Regions from separate parts of the Mus musculus genome. Here region 1 is linked to region 2. Evidence: chromatin contacts called from ENCODE Hi-C or POLR2A ChIA-PET data. All regions are on one chromosome and are shown on one strand. The core of a region is the stretch at or near the end of the contact, and the rest is flanking DNA. Distances in the headings are between cores, read along the strand shown. Region 1 holds the start of Slco4a1 (solute carrier organic anion transporter family, member 4a1). Region 2 holds the start of Slc17a9 (solute carrier family 17, member 9).

What was found. Hi-C counts contacts between places; a loop is a spot of excess contacts on that map. ChIA-PET counts read pairs that join two places held with the same protein, here RNA polymerase II (POLR2A).
Region 1: POLR2A ChIA-PET joins it to region 2 with 12 read pairs in embryonic stem cell. The contact joins the promoter of Slco4a1 here to the promoter of Slc17a9 in region 2. A Hi-C loop is called at or near these places in 1 of 37 maps with a recorded cell type or tissue (v-Abl transformed pro-B cells). POLR2A ChIA-PET finds 5 or more read pairs at or near these places in 2 of 5 experiments (both embryonic stem cell).

Annotation. Positions count from the first base shown.
Region 1 is chr2:180,452,715-180,459,916 of GRCm38, reverse strand. It overlaps Slco4a1 (solute carrier organic anion transporter family, member 4a1), which reads right to left and starts at 3,672. Exons shown (of 12, transcript NM_001355218.1): 1 at 3,544-3,672.
Region 2 is chr2:180,719,761-180,726,757 of GRCm38, reverse strand. Slc17a9 (solute carrier family 17, member 9) reads right to left here and starts at 1,419. Exons shown (of 13, transcript NM_183161.3): 1 at 1,307-1,419. The coding sequence starts at 1,398. Gm30455 (a long non-coding RNA gene) reads left to right here. Exons shown (of 2, transcript XR_003953988.1): 1 at 1-40; 2 at 880-5,101. Gid8 (GID complex subunit 8) reads right to left here. Exons shown (of 5, transcript NM_001289652.1): 5 at 5,159-6,997.

The DNA of each region.
Region 1 (7,202 bases), core at 2,423-4,922, 270 kb after region 2:
GGGACGCCAGGGCTGGCACCAGAAGGACGTGTCCAACAGAGGTCTGCTGTCTCAGCCAGCCAGGTTTGCTCCTATCCTGTCTGGATCTGGGGATCTGGAGATCCAGGGACACAGAGAAGGTTCTGCCATGCACCATGCTTTGGAGGGGAATGGAAGCCTTGCTAGTCAAGGTGGATTTTAGAAGCAGAGGGGCTGGTAGAGGCTGCCTCCGAGCCAGGCAGGAGGCAGGTCACAGGCCTCTCTGACCTTCAGTTTCCCTCCTGCAGTGTGTCATGAGGTACTGGACTCAGCCCAGCTGCCACTTACGTCTCATGGGAAACAGACCTGCAGTACTGGGTAACTTCAACCTCTGTAGCATGGCGCTCCTGGACTTCAAAAAGGTCCCCATACCTCATTTGATGTCCCTCAGCTCATCTGATAGCTGGGGACAAAAGTAGCTTGCTTTGTCCCTGCTCATCGCTGACTGTTGGTGTGATGGTTCTTGCAACAGCTCTTCTACAGTCTAGGGGACGGTGAAGGATTCTGGTGACAGACAACCTTCATGATTCTCAGGGTCCTCTTAGGTTCAGGAGGAGGCAGCTCTAGCTAGATAAGAGACCTGACTGGCATAGCCAGGGTGCGAAAATACCAGCAGTAGGTATGGGTGGAGAGGACCATGCTCAGATAGTCCTAAGTGTTCTCTGTGGCTTGGTTGGGTCTGAGGAGCAGTGTCTGAGGCAGGCCCCAAAGCTTGCAGGTTTAAAAATTACAAGGCAAAGGCAAGGCCTGGACATATGGAAGGGGAGCTTGGTAGCTCTCGGGAGGAGAAGAAACAGCATATTGGAGCTCCCTCAGATCCCGGAGTTATGGGCATCTTGTGCCAAGGGAAGCCCAGACAATGGCTGCAAGCCTCACCTTACCTACCCATGGTCTCTGGTTTCTAAGCCACGAACAAGCAGCTTTTTAAAAGGCCAGTAGTTTGAGAAGAACCACCCTTATCTATAGAAATGCCCAGAATTCTAATTTGTTTGTTTGCTTTTGTATTCTCAAGATGGGGGGAGGGGGGTCTTGCTATGTAGCTCTGGCTGTCCTGGAACTCACCATGTAGACCAGGCTGGCCTTGAACTCTCGGAGCTCTGACTGCCTCTGCCTTCTGAATGCTGGGATTAAAGGCATGCAGCACCACCCCAGCTGATTATAATTCTTTGTAATGAAAACAAGAATGAGGTCATGATAGCTGTCCATGATTGGGAAAAGGGTGCTGGGGAAAACCAGAGACCCTCACCTGAGAGCAGCAGGTTTGGAGGATGCGCCCAGATCAGCCGCTGCCTCTGCAGTGACCCACAACAGGATACAACCCAGGCACTGCATGCTGGTACATTTCCTCCATCTCCACCAGCAAGGCTTCCAGGCTCTACTGGTCAGGCAGAACCCTGGCCACTGGATACATGGGACACAATCCCTGAGGGCCTGTTCAGTTACTCCCAGTGGCTGAGAGCTAGAGTTGAACCTCCCTGTCCCTCTTGTTCATCAAGACCACGCTAAGGTCAGAGTTTCTCCAGAGTCTCAGAACAAGGTCTGTGGTGAGGTTCCAAGGATTAGCCCATGAGCTCTCTCAGTGACCACGGGGATCAGGAAGGGAGCACTGAGTATAACTCAAGAGGAAGCAGGGGTGTCCAGGAGCACCAGAGTGGGCAGTGACCTTTCTATGTCTCAAATGCTCCGTCCTGCAGAGGACCTTCAGGCTGGGAACTCGACCTGTTCCACTTTAGGAGATCACAATGGTATGAATTCATAAAACACAACAGCACCCACCTGGGAAGCAGGTTAAGTCAGAAGACTTCTGTAACAGAAAGAGGACTCACAACAACAGGCCCCATATGTCAGTGAACTGAGAAAATCTGAGTGTCTGGAAGCAAGGCATAGACAGAGTCCAAACTGCTGCAAAACAGTTACTCGGTAGCTCTCCTGCTGGGCCCATTTACAAGTCTTTATGCTGCTGGTCCTGGCCCAGGCCCTGCCCCTCTCTTCACCCAGTCACAAGCCTCCGTCTTGCCTGCCTGGCCCCTCTGCAGTATTGGGGAAGGTTCTGGTTGGGGCTTGTCCAGCATCTGCTTTGGGGACCACACCCAATGAGCTACAATTAGATCATCCAGGAAGAATTTATCCAGGTAGTACCTGTTGGTCTTTCCTAGTGGGCAGGCAAGGCAAGTCTTGCACCTCATCACAGCCAACAGGTAGGTACCTTTGGCCACCAGCATAGTCCTGTCCTGGTAACTGCTGGTTCTCTGACCTGGCTTTCCTCTCTTCTTGAAGAGAGAATGGCTGGCAAATGATACAAACCTCCGGTCTCCCCTGTGTCATTTCTAGGCAAGCCAAACATCCCGGTGCCCCAGGCTGCTCCTCTGTGCAAGGGGACTTTAAAATGCTGCCTGGGACTGCTCTTATCCAAAGCCCTCTCCAAGCCAGCAAATGCCAGGCTCAGCAAACAGCGCCTGCTGTCCCCATTACCACAGCTAAGATTTATAAATAATTCGGCTAAACACCAGGTGTTCTCTTCCCTGCCGTCCACCTGCCCCAAGCTGCTTTAACAACAGCTGACTAGACAGCTACCTTGGTTTACTAAACTACAAAACAAAACAAAACAAAACAAACAAACAAACAAAAAACACTGCCCTGAAGTTGGGATAGTTCCATCACAAATGGGCAGTTTCAACACCTTGGGACAGAAACACCCCAAGGCCATGTCTGGGGGAGGCCAGCAATCCTCATCACGCTAAACTCAAGCCACTGCGCCTGGGGCCCCAAGCTATAAGGTGCGACTATGTGTCTCTATCTCATTTTTCCTACAGATGCTCACCTCTCCTGTGAAGGAGGTACCCTGCCTTGAGTTCCCGGGTTTGGAGCTAAGCGTGCCAATCAGGCAGCAAAGCGACCCGAACTCTCGTTGGCGTACACACGCGTCCGGGGGCATCGGAGAGCTGCGTGAAGGTACCGGGCCTCAGGGACCCGGGCATCCGCGCTCCTCGTAGGGACAAAGCCCGCCACTAGTGAGCAACTTCCGTGCTCCACGTTTCCCTCGGTCTTAGCAACAACCACCACAGCCACTGGATCTGTCGCTGAACAGACCCGCAGAGGCTCGCACCTGCGTATACTAGCAAACCTTTAACCTGGGCCGACAGCTCTAGCGGTCCCCCCCCCCCCCTCACGCTTTCCTGCGCCCCAAGTCCACTCCCATCTTCCCTCTCGCTCTAGCGCAGCGGCTCTGCCTTCCCCCACCCCACTGCAGACTTGCAGCTTCCCTCATGTGCAGTGAGAAGGGGTGAATTCTGCATCCGGCTCCCTTGAGCCCACTCTGTCCCCGCATTGGTTCCCCGGGATGTGTCTTCAGACAACGCACCCGGGGCTCCGCCGCGCTTTAGTCCAGCCTCCGCAAACACCTGCCGCGCTCCTGACGTCAGCAGGTCGGAGTCTGGCATACCTAGGAGGCATCTAGTACGGAGCCAGACCCTGTCCCCATCCTGGTCCGAGACCTCAAAGCAGTCCAGATCCCAGAGCACTCACCTTCCCACGAACCCGGCTGCCGCGCTGCGCCCTGCGCTCTGGACTACGCGCGCAGCCCACTCCCGCTTCATTCATCGCCCAAGCCGCTCCCGCAGGGATGGGGGTAGTGGCCTCACCACCGCCACCAATGGCAGCGAGGCTCGGGCGGGCCGGGGCCAGAGGTGACAGTAGCGAGGGCGCGCCGGGGCGGGGCCGAGCGGAGGGGCGGAACTTGGGCGGGTCAGGGACAGCACAGAGAGCGGGACTTAGCTAGTGCTTTGCACGCGGTGATTTCTTTCTGTTGGGGGACACTCTGGAGGTTGCAGGCTAGGAAAATATGGCTCAAGTCTCACTGCGTCGTAGATGCCACCTGCTCAAGCGTGGAACCGAGGCGTTGGAGGGCGCGAGTAGCGATCCCCTCAGGCGTGGGGTACAGCTCCAGCCCGGCAAAGGGATCTCTCCACTCTCTGCTCAGGTCAACCAGTGAGTTCAGTGCAACGGGGCGCTGGGCCAAACCACACCCTCACCGGAGGAGCCCACAGGGTTCCAGTTCCGGGTACTCTTGACCTGAGATGGAGAGAGAATATACCAGTCACCTTCAAATTGAGGCGTTCTCTGCTGTGCGACCTTGAACATATTTCTGAACCCCTCTGGGCCAGTTTTCGCATCTGTAAAACTAAGATAATTAGCCATACGAGTGTGATGGCTACTGCTTGTAAGCCTGTGGGTATTCGGAAGGCTGGGGCAGAAGAAGGGTCCCACTTTCATAGTTCTAGGCCAGCCTGGGCTACAAAAGAAACCCAGTCTCAGAAAATCAAGCAAACAACCTTTTTTATTTTTTATTTTTCTTTTTTTTTTTAATTTTATGATTCCAACACATCACTGAAGGAAATGGAAAACAGTAGCTGGTCTGAATTTAGCCAAGTAACAGCCGACAGCCACTAGCCATTAACATCATACCACTGACAATCAACAGCCGATGGCAGAAACTCTCCATATATGTCTCCCTTTGGGGTGTATTACATTTAATTGAAAATACATGTGAGCCAGGTGTGGCGATGTTCACCGATAATCCTATACATACATGGGGCTGATGCAGGAGAATCTTTAGTGGGAGAGCCACACTGGGCTACCTAATAAAATCCTGTCTGGATTTAAAAATAAAAATAAAACAAAACAAAACCAAGAACAACAACCAAAGCAAAACAATAGAAACAAAATAACCTTCCCCAACTCTCCAAGGCATCCAGAGTTTATAATCTGGACAGGGGAAGTAAAGGCAGAAGGAATCAGAGTCTGTGATCAGCTTGGGCTACACAAAAGTAAAGTTAGTGTGGACCCTGCTGTCAGCTCATGAGGACATCACTAGTCACAGGGTGCCTGGGGACAGACCCTCCATGCAGCCTCGGGAGCTAAGGCAGGGCTCTTCCTTTATGTCTAGAGAAGAGACTGGCTGCTGAGCTTAGTTCTTCCAGCCTGACTTGTTATTTATCAGCATGTCTTCCCGGAGTGGGTGTGGCCGGAACCTACTCATGTTCTATCCTGGGAACCTCTGGTGATGACTTCAGGGTCTAGGGTCTACTTGTCAACATGTGAGTCTCTGCTCCAAAAAAAGCTGAGCTTCACTTCCACTGCCCCAGGTGTTGACCTCCATACCTGAGGCTGCCTCTGCTCAGAGAAGACATCAGGAAGAATAGACAGCCAGGCACCATGAGGTATACACGGCTTTACTAGTCTCTCTCTCTCTCTCTCTCTCTCTCTCTCAACATCTCCCTTAGGTACATGGACCTCAAGACCTGAAGCCAGAGAAAGCAGGCTGAACACAAATTTGAGAGATTGTGAGTCCTCTGCTTCAGGACGTGTGAGTAGAACTTCTCACTAAAGGGGACTCGTGGAAGTGCTCCAAATGTCAGGAGCAGGCTTGGACACCGTGCTTCCAACACTTAATTTTGGGTACATCCCTGAAACCAATATTGGTACAATATTTTTCCTTTAAACATCTGGTGTGTTTTATGAAAAGGGTAAGTTTGTTTTAAAGACAGTAACCAGGGTTGATTACTGTAGAGCGGTCACCAGAAAAATAGATTAAAAAGTAACACTGTGATATTAAGTTCTAGACAAATAGTGCTGCCTGCTGAGGGGCCTGAACTTTAAGCCAGCCTCAAGCTCAAACAGGAATTAACCTTCCTCATCAGACACGATCTAAAGATGATTCTAGAGTAAACATCCAGGTATTAATGCAAGGCACAGGCCTTGTCCTGCCCTCAGAAGCCAAGTCACATACCCAGGCCCTCTGGGGGCCTCATGATACCTGGGGGTCTGGAGACCCTCATTTTCTCAGACTGTGCCTGGCTCCTCAAGGTTCTTGGTATTTCCTGTGACTAAAGACCAGGAAGTCCCAGAGATTGACTGGACTGAGATCTCTATGCAGTGTATATCCAGGTTCCCGTTAGCAGCCAAGAAAAAGTTCAGACACCAGACTAAAGGAATTGGGAGAACGTTTATTGCAGAGAGAATTCATGTTTCTTGAGTAACACGCATCAGCCAGAAGCCTAGAGTCATGTAAACGTAGTGGAGGAAGATTAGTCATGAGTTAAGGTGGTGGGTGATGTGGGGAATTCCATAAATGAGTCGAGTTTTCCCCTCTCTTGTCCTTGTACGGGGTCTTGAATGTGGTGTCGGATGCGTGAGGAGAATGGGAGTTTTTGCCAAGTATCTTTATAACGACGCTGAAGGCAGTTAACATTCATCGCCTTCACCTCTCAGTCAGCTTCGTTGGGCCTTGACTGAAATGGTAGCTGGCCCTCTGCTTGTGATACAGCTGGCAGCTCTGGGAGCTGTCTGCACCTTCCTAACCTTTGACAAAAGGGACAGAGATGTGGCACGTGGGATTCAGTGTCCATCTCCTTTCAAATGGCTGCCTCCCCCTTCATCTTGCCAGGGAGGAACTGGGAGGTCCGGGGTGGAGTCCCAACGAGGTCAACCCCAGGGTACCACAGAAGCTTGGAACAAGAACTGGCTGATTATGAGCCCTGGAACATTCTGCTCTCAATCAGTTCTATCCCAGCGGGGTTTTTGGAGAGGAAATAACCAAGAGAAAAATAATCCAAGTAACCCAAGCCCTGCTGGGCACCCATGGTCCCAGAGCGGGCATCACTGCGTGCTGAGGGAGGGGGGTGGCACTCCTGGATGCTCCCAACAGATATTTATGCTTTTATGAGCAATCACTGTCCCCTGTCACAGTGTTGGGTGGGATGCTGAAATGCTAAAACATAAACTCATTCTGTGCATGTCCTTTTTTCCTGGGCTTGCTGTCCTGTGGACGTCGCCAGTGGCAGGCAGTTGATCTCCAGAGTAGAAAGAGAAAGGCCAGGGCAAGGGAGGGTCAGGCTGCTGAGACAACACTTTTCCTGGGCACAGGTGGAACGGTGGCCAACCTCAAAGGCTTAGGTCAGAACTAGGTCTTCTCCTGGTGCTTTGACAGGTATGAGTGATTCCCCCCCACACACAGTGTTCACTGAGGAGCCTGCTTTGGTGGAACACACACACACACACACACACACACACACACACACACACACACACACATATATATATATATATATATATATATATATATATATATATATGTATACTGATCATTTAAAGATGTTTCAGTTCTTCCTTTCCTGGTTTATAAA
Region 2 (6,997 bases), core at 170-2,669:
AGATTTGTTGAGGAGAACACTGCCTCCCCAACACGTGGTGGTGAGTGGTGGGCCCCTAAAGTCTGGTGTTCCCTGAACTCAGGGTCCTGTTTCTAGTAACACTTATTGCTGTTACTATTACTCCAGTATGGGTTGAGAATGGCCTTGACCCTGCAAAATTCCCCAGAATTCTCAGCTACCATTTCTGACAAAGGCAACTGGAGGCACTACACAGGAGAAAGTGTAAAGATGGGAGTGAGGGTGGGGTGACAGGTTGGGGAGGGGGGGACAGGCAGAGCCATTAAATTGTAACCTACAGCAAAATTGGCAGAACATTTCATAGTTCTAAGAAAGCCCTGGGTGGTGCCTCCAGGGGCCAGGTGAAGCATAGGCCTTGGGATAAACATGGGGTAGGGAGGGAGGTGTTAAGCCAGAGAGGGAAGGAGAGCTAGTGAGGGCAGGCACATAGTGTGCCTCCTCTAGCAGAGTCTGACACTACTGTAACTGTCACTGGCGGTGGGGGAGGGTGGCGGGGGGGGGGGCGCTATGATCTGGTTCTGTGCCTCCCTGTGACCTGCTGTGCCCTCATCTGGTCTAGGTTCAGTGATGGTACTATCTTAAGGTCCTCTTTACACTTCCTGCCAGTAGATCCAGGGCTCTTGCCCCAGGTGACTGGGAGGTACCAAGGCTTGATCCTGAGTCTAGCACCTCCACGTGAGGACTGCAGGAACCAGAGCAGGGTGTGAGCTCTTTTAGGCCCCCATTTGAACCCTCACAGTGGTCCCATAGCCAGATGCCACCTTTGCCCCTGGTTTCTGTGGGGATGTTTGCCTGGAGAGTGCTGGAAACAGCGGGAACGGAATATGAATGAAGATGGGTAACGGCTGTTTTCCTCCCTAGTTTAGAAGACTCGTGAAGTCAGGACCTGCCTCTATGACTTAAGAGCTGCTGCATAGATCCCTATGCTGTGAGCATCTGTCCAGCCCAGTGCTCCCACCAAGCCTTACAGACACTACCCTGCCTCCCAGACCACAGAATTACTGTCAGGGAAAAGGGCAATGGAGCCATTTGCCTGATTTTGGCATTTGATTGGAGATGGGAGTGGGGTGTCTCTTTACTGGGTCCTCCCTCTACTTGGGGGCTAGGGCTGCTCAGCGAGGGGCATGGGAGTCCCAGGGAGAGTGAAGGTGGCAGGCTGCAGAATGGCTGGTAGACAGCCGCTAGAGTCTGGTGTTCCCTGAACTCAGGTCCTATGAAGTAGCACCTCAGCTCCCTTTCTAAACGTAAAAGTCCTCCTTGCCCCGACTTCAGCCACACCCCAATTCACCTGGACCACCGTGTATCCTCTGCTGCCGCAGAAGGGGTCTTGCGGGTCTCCTCTGGGATTGGCTGCATCAGGCTAGAGCGCTGGGATGGCATGGGCACCGCTGTGTACCGTGCCCTCCCACCTCAGACCTAGGACAACCCACAGGGCAGCACCGCCCAAGTCCACGTGTCAGTCCCAGTGCTTCCGTCTAACTCTCCCAGGACGTGTTGCCCCCGGAATTGAGTCCCCGCCCCACTGATGTCCCGGGAGGCAGGGCCAGGGACCTTCGAGCAACTAGAGGCTTACCACTGGGACTTCCTGCTGGGGAAGAGAAATCCCTGGGGGTTTTGTGGCCCGAGACCCGCCAGAAATAACTTTCTTGTCAGGAAAGTGAGCAGGTGAGCAGTGTGTATGAGTCTCCGTTGGTTCTACCCCCTCCCCCGCTCCGTGGGTGGGTGGAGGGGAGTGACAGAGTGCTCACAGGGTTGTGTTCTAGTCTAGTAAATATGTAAAGATAACTTTAAGGCAGTCAATTTTTTAAAATGGATCTCTTGGAGAACTGGGTTGGTAAGAGAACTGTAACACAGGTGCAAAGGGCAGCGAAGGTGGTCACTGATGTTGAAATCCTGGGCAAAAGTGTTCTGAGCACTGACCACAGACTAGGCTCTAGTTGGATCTCAGCCACACTTCATGGAAGGCTTCTGAGGCTCCTTGAGGTACTGCCTGCCTCATTCCTCCTGTATTCCCAATTATTCTAAACAAATGCCTCCCCCACACAGCTGCAGGCCAACTGGGACACACCCACTAAAGGCTTCACACTGCACTTAGAATCTCAACAGTTTCCACCCTCCAGAGAATGCCCTCTGAGCCTTCAACTGCCCAGCAGACAACAGGTCTTTATTTATGGTCATACACACTTGTACTAAAATATTAGAACCTGAAGCTAGGGTATAGCTCAGTTGTTAAGCGTGTGTTCAACGTGTGCAAGGTTCTGAACTCAATCCCCAGTTCTGGAAAAAAAACAATCTGGACCTAAAAGCCAGGTCAGTCTTCCATCCACATCAGCTATCCTGTAGGACACAAAGATGACGGCAGAGAAAGGCTTGCTTCCCTAGTGACCCAGGGACTGCCCTTAAGTATATGGTACTGACAATCACTATAATGTGCAGCTCTTCAGAAACTAGGAAAGATCCAGAATCACACAGCAGGAAACCTTCAGCGTTTCTGGGAGCAGGTGGACAAACGTAGAGAAGGGATGTGACCTTAAGTAGGCTGGGTGGAGGAACCTGCAAGACACTTGAGGTCAGCAGGAGCATACCACACAAGGTGTTGGGTATACATCTCAGGCCAGAGACTCACAGCAGGTGGAGAGGTGCTACACTGCCAGAGTTGAGAAGGCTGAGGTCAGGGGTTTGGGGGGGGCATTCCTCCCCAGGCTCCCAGTCACTAAAGCAGAAGGGATGGGCACAGCCACAGTTGCCTGAAAGAGGATCACATATGGTTGGGAGGTGACCATCACAAGCTGTTGGCAGTAGCTGGGGTAGACATTCTCTAGGCTTCTAGTTGATACTTGTGAGCTGCCCCACACCCAACTGACAAAACCATCCTTGCACTTCAAGATGGGAAATTTGATATGGAAACATTACAGAGTCAACGTCTGGCAGGGGGGCCACTTTCTTGTGCTGACTGACTCACTTGCTTATAGTCATCTTGACTGCTCAAACTGAATAACTAGATTTTACTCCACTGTTACTGACGAGCAACTGTGAGAAGTGAGACTTGAGGAGCCCAGATTGTAGTGTTGGATGTCTGTAGCAGTTAGGGCCAGACTGGGCTACACAGTAAGACCCTGCCTGAAAAGAAGAGAGATTTCTGTACTGAACATCATTTGCATCCACCTTCTAAGCCAAATGTGTACACTGTAGAGAAAAAGTTCAAGTAGCCATGTCTGAGTCCACAGGAAGCCATAGAGTGGACCTCACGATGACCGAAGATGCTCCTGTATGGCCAGTTTTATTCACAAAACAATCCCTGGGGCTCTGGAACAGTTCATTCTTTTTTTTGGATGCTGGTACCATCAGCTGAACCTTGTAAACACCCCAAATGCTGAGAAACACTGTCACCCTCAGCCAGCAGTATCCCTCACTTGCTATACCAGAGTTCTGGGTGACAGGATAGCCTGTTTTACTTTTGAGAACCATGCTGGAGGGGTTGTCAGGCATCTGACCTACAAGAAGGATAATTCCTGTGTATGCATGCACATGGGTGAGATGTGTTTATAGGAAGGGGGAAGTCAGAGCCATTTAGAGACTGACTTCCAGGCACTGCAGGTCCCACCTCTGAGGTCTGGCAGTCATGCATGGCAGAGTAGATTCAAGAGATGATCAGTCACATGAAGGAAAAGCAACTACACTGTAGTAGCCACCTTCCAAAAATCTCCCAATCCAGAGTCTCCACCAGACTTTCAGAAAGGCCAGGCAAGAGAACGTTTATCAGGACCTGTAAGAAGGTACTTCCTTGAAAAGTCACATGTGAGGAGCTGATTAAGAGCCCTCGTTCTTGCCAGGCGTTCTTGCCAGGCGTGGTGGCGCACACCTTTAATCCCAGCACTAGGGAGGCAGAGGCAGGTGGATTTCTGAGTTCAAGGCCAGCCTGGTCTACAAAGTGAGTTCCAGGATAGCCAGGGCTACACAGAGAACCTCCCCCCCCCCCAAAAAAAAGAGCCCTCGTTCTTACAGAGGCGTTTGATTTCTCGATAATTCAAGTTCCAAGGGATCTGATGCCCCCTCTTGACCTTTGTGGGCGCCAGACACACATAGGAAACATGGATATACATTCAGGCAGAACACGCATACGGGTAAATATAAAAAAATCTTGAAAAACAAAAGTCACAGACAGGAAGCACCCAGTAGTCACATCTCATGGTTACCGTTGGGTACAAGCAGTTCTGCAGTTTTCTTCTGTTAGTGTTATACTGGACAGTAATCTGACATAGATGTAGGGGGCATGAATGAGCTGCAGACAGAGCAGACTACTATAGTCATACCTGCCATGACACCACACATTCCTGCCCCACCAGTCCACCAGATTCATATGTAACCCCATCAATGGGTTTACTGTCCAGGCCTTAATACCACTATAGCCATTCTTGGCTTCTGGAACAGACTATCTCAGGGCACATTACCCAGTGCATAGACGTGTGTTAGAGTCTGCAATGGGAAGTAACATGGGGCAATCACATTTTTTTTTCTTTCATGTAAATATAAAAGTCTCAAGTCGGATGGCATTCCAAAATTGAGGGAACCCATTTATGATAGGCAGATGGTACCTCAAGCCTCTCAGACTCAACATGCAAGAGCTCACACTCGAGCACAGCAGAGGTCTCTACCACTGGACGTTTAGCATTACCCACTGGAAGTGTGAGGGAAGAGTGAGTGATGGTGAAGAATGCCATGTCATGGCACTGCCACAAGGCTCAGGGATGACAAGGCCCTACCTACGTGCAATCACGACCCACCACACAGTGCGCGACACTCCCAGAGTGTGCTGCTTGGCTTCCTGGGAGGCTTCGTCTCACTGTATTTCCTTCAGACCTGAGAAAATGGCAATGGAGACGTCCAGTGTGGGAGCTGCCGCATACTGCGCAGGGTCCCCACAGTCATCACATCCTGGGGCCCAGGACGGCTGCAGCTGCCAGCTGGTGTGGACTGGCTCTATGCTGTGGCACTGCTGGCGTGGAAACAGAGCAAAGTCAACAACACGCAGTTACACCTTCCCACTCTTCCAGCTCTAATACACTGAGAAGCTGGTCAGTAATTCTCTTTTGTGGTACCTCTTTAGGGAAGGAGCGGGAAAAGAGCTTTCAGACAACCATTCTGGGAAAAACATAAGAACTTTTACTAACAAATTCACAGCAGGCACCCAGAAGCTACCCGACCTGTACTCAGATGATATGTGGCAGGGATACAAATACCCCCAATGAAGAATTACAATTACATATACACATGAGTGCTCCAGCGAGCTAGAGGTTTATACAGACTCTGCATCTCCTGCTGGCAAGGCGGCTTACTAAGAATCTGAAAAAAGCAATGTTTGTGAAACAAAAAATATGCATGGTGTCAGAACGAGACATGTCAACAAAGCAGCAGTAAGCAAAGGCTGGTGAACAGTCTATACCCCTGCATGGTGTCCCCTGCACACAATTCAGCATGTTGAAATGCAGGGGTGTAGACACACTGTTCTGTTAACCTGACATTTGGAATTTGGTCTTTTGATTGTTCTGAGACTGGAGAGCAACAACCTGGAAGGGAATCCCACTTCTTTCTCTTGATCACATCAGTGTCATTATCATGGAACATCTAAGAATCCCTCTGGAAGGATTCTCCTGGTTTCTCCTCTTCAAAACTAATAGCACAAAAGAAAATAAAGATGACATACTGCCCACCTCAGTTCTACAGGCCCCACCTCAAAGTCACTATACAAAGTCTTCAACTACATACACTATGGGGGCGAGGAGGGGGTCTCAAATGCCAAACCCAAATCATAATTCAAGAGACAAAACAAATTCTCATCTTTAGTGTGCAAAGATTACCACGCTTTAGAAAATTTCAAACTTGGTTTTTCCTTGCACAGCTCTACGTATGACGTTGGAGAAGAGTACCAGAATATTCTTGTCTCGTTTATTTCAAGGCACTTTCCATCAAAAGGTGCAAATAGAAATAAAGCTACTTGGTCTGCTCTAACAGGAAAAGTCTACATGTAAATCCTTGGAGGGGGTTTCTAGGCACTAACAGACCATGGATAAGCAAGCAGTTCTATTTGACGTTCTCCAGAGTCACTGGTATCTGTGGCATCAGCTAAGCTACTGACTGAAATGTTGGTAAATTGTCAACTCCTTGTCTTACAGCCACTGAACATTTTATGCATGCAACAAGCCTCCTGTGTATTTGAGGATAATCCCTACAGAGAGAACCTCCATTACTATACATCTCATGCCCTCTAATTTTAAGAACACGTCAAAGTGATTAGCTATATAAGTAATCATATATATATATTAACAAAAGATACAAATATGCTAGCTATCTGGTACTTTTTCATATAAGAAAAGATCTTATGTATAATATAGCCTTGGCTGGACTGGAAAAACCCTTCCTCAGCCTTGTAAATGCTGTAATTGCAGGCAGGAGCCACCATGCCTGGCTTTATATGGTGCTTTAAAAACAAACACTTAATCTTCGATACTCCTTCCCAACTTCTGTTTCATTTAATCTATTAGCTACCTGAAAATTAAAACTTCCTTTTCCTCTGCCTTAAAAAAAGACGTGTGTGTATGTGTGTGTGTGTTCTTGTGCCTGCCTGCCTATGTGTATGTGGAGGCCAAAGAGGACATCAGATTCCTTGGAACTGAAGTGACAGGAATTTGGGGGATGCCTGACTTTTCTGGGTGCCGGACTCTGGTCTTCATGATTATTTGTCATGTCTTCTTAACCAAAGGCACGTCTCTCCTGAAACTCCTCTACCTTATTCTTATCCTTACCCCAGATGGGAGGTTACATCTCACAATGATGTTAAAAAGCCACCTGTCCAGGAGGTAAGGAAAGCTCTGCTCACTCCTTACTCACAGACCAGAAGAGCAGTGCAGGGTCATAATGACAGCAACAACTTCATCCTTGAGTCTGTCACTAATGTGATCCTAAGGCAAATACTGCCAAA